Linked DNA regions of Homo sapiens: region 2 is linked to region 1. Evidence: chromatin contacts called from ENCODE Hi-C or POLR2A ChIA-PET data. All regions are on one chromosome and are shown on one strand. The core of a region is the stretch at or near the end of the contact, and the rest is flanking DNA. Distances in the headings are between cores, read along the strand shown. Region 1 overlaps ARMC9 (armadillo repeat containing 9). Region 2 overlaps LOC105376787 (a long non-coding RNA gene).

Evidence for each region. A loop is a pair of places that touch in the nucleus more often than their neighbours do. ChIA-PET counts read pairs that join two places held with the same protein, here RNA polymerase II (POLR2A). Pooled maps may share reads with other maps.
Region 2: a map with no recorded cell type shows a loop between it and region 1 (4-fold over the local background). The contact joins two enhancer-like sites. A Hi-C loop is called at or near these places in 1 of 37 single-sample maps with no recorded cell type and 4 of 50 pooled maps. POLR2A ChIA-PET finds 5 or more read pairs at or near these places in 1 of 52 experiments (activated CD4-positive, alpha-beta T cell).

The regions. Positions count from the first base shown.
Region 1 is chr2:231,319,709-231,323,228 of GRCh38, forward strand. All of the region lies in intron 19 of ARMC9 (armadillo repeat containing 9), which reads left to right. Among named protein-coding and RNA genes, the nearest start is that of MIR4777, 41 kb to the right of the region's middle. Within about 2 kb of position 1,528, at least 13 of the 41 ENCODE cell types and tissues checked have a DNase peak (open chromatin) inside an H3K27ac peak, as active enhancers do.
Region 2 is chr2:231,543,762-231,547,281 of GRCh38, forward strand. The region is part of intron 3 of LOC105376787 (a long non-coding RNA gene); the gene reads left to right. Among named protein-coding and RNA genes, the nearest start is that of NMUR1, 15 kb to the left of the region's middle. RefSeq lists silencers at 1,810-2,039, 1,837-2,131 and an enhancer at 2,140-2,339. Within about 2 kb of position 1,855, at least 20 of the 41 ENCODE cell types and tissues checked have a DNase peak (open chromatin) inside an H3K27ac peak, as active enhancers do.

The DNA.
Region 1 (3,520 bases), core at 278-2,777:
TCTCTGTACTAACTTCCCAGCCTTCGGTCTCTGGCCCTCCCAGCTTGTCCTGCATGTGGCCACCAGACCATCTTCTTAAAGCAGAGCTTGGACCACACGGGGACATGATCACTTAATTTTTAAATTAGGGAACATTTTAAACTTTTCAGAAAGAACAGAAAATAATATAACAGACAGCTGTGGCTGTATCCCTTCCTCTCCCTCCCCTCCTTCTCTCCCCAGAATTAACCACTATCTTGAAGTTGGTGTATTAATTCCACAGATGATTCTGTACTTTCATAATATACACTGTTATGGTTTTTAATTTTACATAAGTGGCTAGTATTATATGAATTGTTTACTGGCTTGCTTTTTTCATTCAACATTATGTGTTAGAGGTTTACTCATCCCAATACCCAGTTCACCCACTTAGCTGCTGTATGTAGTATTTCATTGTCAGAATAAGCCCCTGTGTGTTTCTCCTTCCTTTCCTGTGTTTTCCACAGTGCAGCAAAGAGCTTCTTCATCCTCGTGTCCTTATATGCCCTTGAGTGCTTCTCTGCAGCTCACACCTAGATGTTGAATTGCTGATGCAGGGGGATGAGGGTCTCATCTTTACTAAATCCTGCCAAATTGCTCCCCAAAGGGCTGACCCATTTGCACATTCACATGATGCCTTTTAAAACACTTTCTTGCTCCCCATCACTTGGCACAATCTCAAGTTGCTAACGGTAGTATTCAAAGCCTCACTCATTAAGACCCTGTCTACCTTTATATTTTTATTTATATTTGTTTTTTCATCTGTAAAAATAGGGATAAATCATCATGACAGAGATGTGAACAGCAAGTTCATCTGTGGCCCCTCATGGACAAAAAAAAAAAAAAAAGATAGTGTCCTTTCCTTCCTTTTCTTCCGTATAGTGTCCACTCGCTGGTCTTTCTTCTGGAGCTATATAGAATAAGCCTAATCCAGAAAAGGCAGTGGCAGGGGGTGGCATTAAAGCCAAGGCTGGGACCTGTCTTAATCCCTGGTAGGCATCTTATTGGCAGGTGAGCTGATGGTCACAGCTCACTGAGGTATTGGATCACATCCTTGTCTTGTATCATGTGTGCATTTGATCAGCATGCTCTTCCTGTCCTTATTCCAAGTCCAAGGCAACAGGGAACAGGTGGGGCCAAGCATGGAAGCCTCTCTATACCTGCCAGAGACCCACAAAAATGATAGATGCATGGTTAATACTTGCTGAATGTCGAGTCAGTGACTGGCAGAATCTGAACACCAAGAAAGGGTTCAGAAGCTAACTCCCTGTGTTTGAGTCCTGCCTGACAACTTACCAGCTGTGTGTGGCTTTGGGCAAGCTGGTGAACCTCACCAAGCCTCAGTGTTCTCATCTGTAAAGCGAGAATATTAATACCCTTTTCATCAGGTGCTTGTGAGGATCAAATGAAACAATCCATGTCAAGTGCCAGGCAGACTCAATGCCTGTCAGCTGTTTTTAACGCCGCCCTTGCGATCTAGAGACAGACTGGCCTGACTGGTCTAGAGGCAAGCCGAAGTCTGCTGGAGTGGAGGTTCCTCATGTGCTGCCTGGCCAGAATTAGAGAGAGCCAAGGCCAGGGCTGGCCCGGATGGAGCGGGGATGGAAAGCAGCTGGCAGAGAAGTAGAGCACCCTCAGTGGGGAAAGGAGGGGTGGGAGGAGGCTGGTCCCAGGCCACACTTTGGGTAGCAGCAGCCTGGGAGTTTTTCCTGAGGTTTTTTCTGTGAAACTTTAAGATTCATCTAAACAGTATTTCAGAACATAGACATTATATTGAATAATAGTTTTTTTTGTCTTTATGACATTCCTGCTGGCATGTAAGAAAATCCCTTCATTGGGTCAGGAGTGTGTCCAGTCCTGGAGTGGTGGTTTCTTCTTAACTAGCCCATCTTCACTTGCTCCAGGTTGGGGCGGGGACATACCCTGCCTTGGTCCCTAGGTCTTTTGTTCCCCTTTGCCCGTTGTGTCCTGAGCACACTCTTAGGATCCTGTTTGGAAGGGGCCCTGATTTCGGTTACCCTCTTCCTCTTCTCCATGTGAAGCGCGGTGTCTGTGGTACTGCTGGGGCACTGGGTCCCTCTCCCTCTAACCTCATGGAAGCTTTCTGCTCTTTCACTTCCTGTCCCACTGAGCCTCCAGGTCTTCTCTTATTGGGTGTATTAAATATTGCGATAAGCCCTGCTTTTCCTAGGGCGACTTTGCCATCATCTCCACATTTCTTGCTGTTTTTGCTTAGAGTACAGAAAAAGTTTAAGCAAGTAAACTGAGCGGCGAAAGCAAGAGACTGGGAGAATTAGGGAAGTAAAGGTTGTTTGGGTTCTCCGGTTTCTGTCATATCCTTATTTAATGAACTGGTCTGGTTGTGAAACCAACTGTCATACCCTGGGCTGCATTTTTGTGAATGGGGAAATGAATGTAGAGGGAGACTTCTCCGCGTCGCGGGGAGCCCTCAAGGATCCCGGACGTGCTTCCATCTGCAGTCGTGGGCACGTGCTCAGGAGGAAAGCTGCACACGTGGCCAGGGCCCATTCCACTGGGGAAGTCAGCGCCTCACGCTGCCTGGCCTGGTCACCTCAGTCCACCCTCGCTCTCCCATGTGGAGTGTTTTTCCCTTATTTTCACAAAGAGTGAGATTTACAATTCAGCGTTCTGAGAAGGTGTCTCAAATTTAAACTACTTATAGAAGTCTTATAATTATTTCAAGTGGAAAGCACACCGGATACTTTCACTTGTCATGTGTAAAACCGCCTGAACACATTCTGCTCTGCATTCTATCTGTAAGAATCTGAGTTTTCAAATGCATTTAGTGGTCACCCTTAGTTTTGTTTTCAGGCCAGTTGCTTAGAATCTGGTTTGTCTGGAGTATTATGTATCGAAAGCCTCCAGTTAAGCATCTTGTAATGTCATAAGGTCACCAAGCTGCCATGGGGAAGCTTCGCATTAGGACATCTAAATTCATCTCAGCTCGAGCGCCTTTTTTATGAGGCATTCTTAATTTCTTGAAGTAATCAGTTATCACTGAGCTCTAACATTAGTAATCTGATGCATTCTGCTCTGGTACATAAAGACCAGTAATTTTAGTCAAATTCCTCCAACAATGGTATTTAAGACCCACCCTAACGAGGCATTTATTCTTGAGTATTTCTTTATCCATCACTCCCTTACTTCACAAAGTAGATTTTAAAATATGTCGTTTCGTTTGGAATTCACAAGCAGCTCAGACAAGTTAGCACAGTGGCTGGTGCCCTTGTCGCCCAGTGCACCCAGCACCTTGCCAGGCTTGCATTGAGAGAGGCTAGCAGAATTCTTTCCCCGAGCAGGGCACGGTGGCTCATGCCTGTAATCCCAGCACTTCAGGAGGCTAAGGTGGGAGGAATGCTTGAGGCCAGGAGTTAGAGGCTATAGTGAGCTGTGATCATACCACTGCACTCCAACGTGAGCTACAGAGCAAAAACCTGTCTCTTAAAAAAAAAAATGGGGGGAGAACTGATGGCAGCAGTGG
Region 2 (3,520 bases), core at 605-3,104, 220 kb after region 1:
TGATTGTACATAGATGGTGGCAATAAAAACCACTGCACTTGGCCGGGTGCCGTGGCTCACGCCTGTAATCCCAGCACTTTGGGAGGCCCAGGTGGGTGGGTCACCTAAGGTTGGGAGTTTGAGACCAGCCTGACCAACATGGAGAAACCCCGTCTCTACTAAAAATACAAAATTAGCCAGGCATGGTGGTGCATGCCTGTAATCCCAGCTACTGGGGAGGCTGAGGCAGGAGAATCGCTTGAACCCGGGAGGTGGAGGTTGTGGTGAGCCAAAATCGTACCACTGCACTCCAACCTGGGCAACAAGAGCGAAACTCTGTCTCAAAACAAAACAACAACAACAAACACAACACTGTACTGTACACTTTCGATGGGTATGTGAATTATGTATCAATAAAACTGTTTTTAAAAATACACCAGGCACAGTGGCTCATGCCTATGATCCCAGCACTTTGGGAAGCCAAGGCGGGTGGATCACTTGAGGCCAGGAGTTTGAGACCAACCTGGCCAACATGGTGAAACCCTGTCTCTACCAAAAATACAAAAATTAGCAGGGTGTGGTGGCACATGCCTATAATCCCAGCTACTCTGGCAGCTGAGGCAAGAGGTTACAGTGAGCTGAGATCACGCCACTGCACTCCAGCCTGGGCAAGAGAGCCAGACCCTGTCTCAAAAAATAAATAATAAATAAAAATAAAAATAGGTAACAAATGCACCACAGCTTCCTTGTCCCTGGGCGGGACAATTCTAAGCCATGTTCCACAGGGTATCTCAGGGGGTCCCCACCGTGTTGCCTGCCCATAGTCCTGACTGGCCTGGGAATGAATACACACTTCATTTTCTGTTGTTTTTTTTTTGACACGGAGTCTCGCTCCGTCACCCAGGCTGGAGTGCAGTGGCGCGATCTCGGCTCACTGCAAGCTCCGCCTCCCAGGTTCACGCCATTCTCCTGTCTCAGCCTCCCAAGCAGCTGGGACCACAGGTGCACACCACCATGCCTGGCGATTTTTTTTTTTTTTTTGAGATGGAGTCTTGCTCTGTCGCCCAGGCTGGAGTGCAGTGGCGTGATCTTGGCTCACTGCAAGCTCCGTCTCCCAGGTTCACGCCATTCTCCTGCCTCAGCCTCCCAAGTAGCTGGGACTACAAGTACCCACCACCACGCCTGTCTAATTTTTTCTATTTTTAGTAGAGACAGGGTTTCACCATGTTAGCCAGGATGGTCTCGATCTCCTGACCTCGTGATCCGCCCGTCGAGGCCTCCCAAAGTGCTGGGATTACAGGCGTAAGCCACCGCTCCCGGCCACTGCAATTTTTTTTTTTTTTTTTTTTTTGTATTTTTAGTAGAGATGAGGTTTCACTGTGTTAGCCAGGGTGGTCTGGATCTCCTGACCTCGTGATCCGCCCACCTCGGCCTCCCAAAGTGCGGGGATTACAGGCGTGAGCCACCGGGCCCAGCCAGAATGCACACTTCATTTTCTTTCTTCTCTTCGTTATCTCTCTTCCTCCACCCCCTCACCATGCTTTCTGGGCTTACGTATCAAATAAACGATTTCATCAAGTTCATGCTTCCAGGTCTTCCTTTTGAAGAAACCCAAGCCACAGCAATCCCCCTTGTTGGGCTGGAAATCAAGAAACCCCTTGGGGTAGAGCTGACCCTGAGCCCTGTCTGTAGGGAAACTGGCCAGGAGTGCTGTCCCCCTGGCTGACTGCCCAAGGCGTGGAGCAAAGTCAAGAACAGCCACAGAGCTGTCCTCAGCCATCAGGCATCCACCTGATGTGATTTGCACACAGGCTGACACACATTTTCAGGCCTGGGAACAGTAGCAGGGACCGTTAAACAGTCAGGCCCTGTCACTGCCCCTTACCCCAGAGGCAAGCTGTGTGGGACGTGTTCACTTCCCCTGAAGCTTATTTTGCCTCTTCCTGTGGCTGGGCTGTATCTGACCACACAAACCACCAAGACTGAGACAAATGAGTTTACGGAAGGGTGTGGGGCAGAGTTCAGCAGAGTCTGTGGGAAGGGTCAGACTCCTTGACTGTGATCTTCAACTCTCCGATTAAGAGAAGGCAAAGATTGCACAGCCAAGACTTGAAATTAGGGAACCAGGAACACCCTTCTGGCCCCTCACAGAAGAGGTGTATTCATTTGCCAGGGCTGCCACAACAAAATATCACAGGCTGGGTGGATAAACAACAGACATTTATCTTCTCCTAGTTCTAGAGACTGAAGTCCAAGATCAAGATATCGGTAGATTTGGTTTCTCCGGAGGCCTCTCTCCTTGGCTTGCAGGCGACCATCTTCTCTCTCCCGGGTCTTCTTAGGGTCTTTCTGTGCACACACATATCTGTGTCCTAATCTCTTCTCATAAGGACGTGAGCCATATTGCACTAAGGCCCACCCCTGTAAACTTATTTTACCGTAATTACCTCTTTTCAGGCCCTATCTCCCAATACAGTCATATTCCAAGGTACTGAAGGTTAACACTTCAACACAGGAATTTGGGGGTGATGTAGCTCAGCCCATAACAAGGGGAAAGGAGGCACAGGGACCAGTGCAATGAGGCGTCCTCTGCCCAGCGAGGCCCCTGTCATTTTGGCTGTGAACTCACTGACCGCCACCCTAAGCACAGGCCAAGAGTCAAAAGGCAGAGAGGAGAGCTATGGGCTCAACACGGCCTCCGCCACTGGCCTCCAGGCAGAGATTGGGAAATGAATGCCCGGAATTTTATTCTTTCACAAATTCAGCCCTGTTCAGCCTCCGTCAAACGCCCTCATCTTCAACCCAAAGACAGTTGGTCAATGTTAATGTTCCCAACACTCACATACAGGGTTGCTCAGAGCAACAACACCAGAGAGCCTCAGGCTGGCTCAAAGATTGCAGGAGTTGATCATATAATAAGGATTTTGATTTTATGTTTTATATATTTTACTGAGATGTTAGTTTTACATGCCAACTTGGCTAGGCCAAGCTAATAACTAGTACCCAGTTTTTGTTTGTTTGTTTTTGTTGTTGTTGTTTTGAAACAGAGTCTCACTTTGTTGCCCAGGCTAGAGTGCAATGGCACAATCTTGGCTCACTGCAACCTCCACCTCCCAGCTTCAAGCAATTCTCCTGCCTCAGCCTCCCAAGTAGCTGGGGCTACAGGTGCGCACCACTACATCCAGTTAATTTTTATTTTTTTAATTTTTTATTCGTTTATTTATTTATTTTTTATTTTTTTGAGATAAAGTCTCACTCTGTCGCCCAGGCTGGAGTGCAGTGGCGCGATCTCGGCTCACTGCAAGCTCTGCCTCCCGGGTTCACGCCATTCTCCTGCCTCAGCTTCCCGAGTAGCTGGGACTACAGGTGCCCGCCACCACGTCCAGCTAATTTTTTTTTTGTATTTTTAGTAGAGATGGGGTTTCACCGTGTTAGTCAGGATGGTCTCAATCTCCTGACCTCGTGATCCACCCGCCTCAGCCGCCCAAAGTGATGGGATTACAGGCGTGAGCCATCGCACCCAGCTGATTTTTATTTTTTT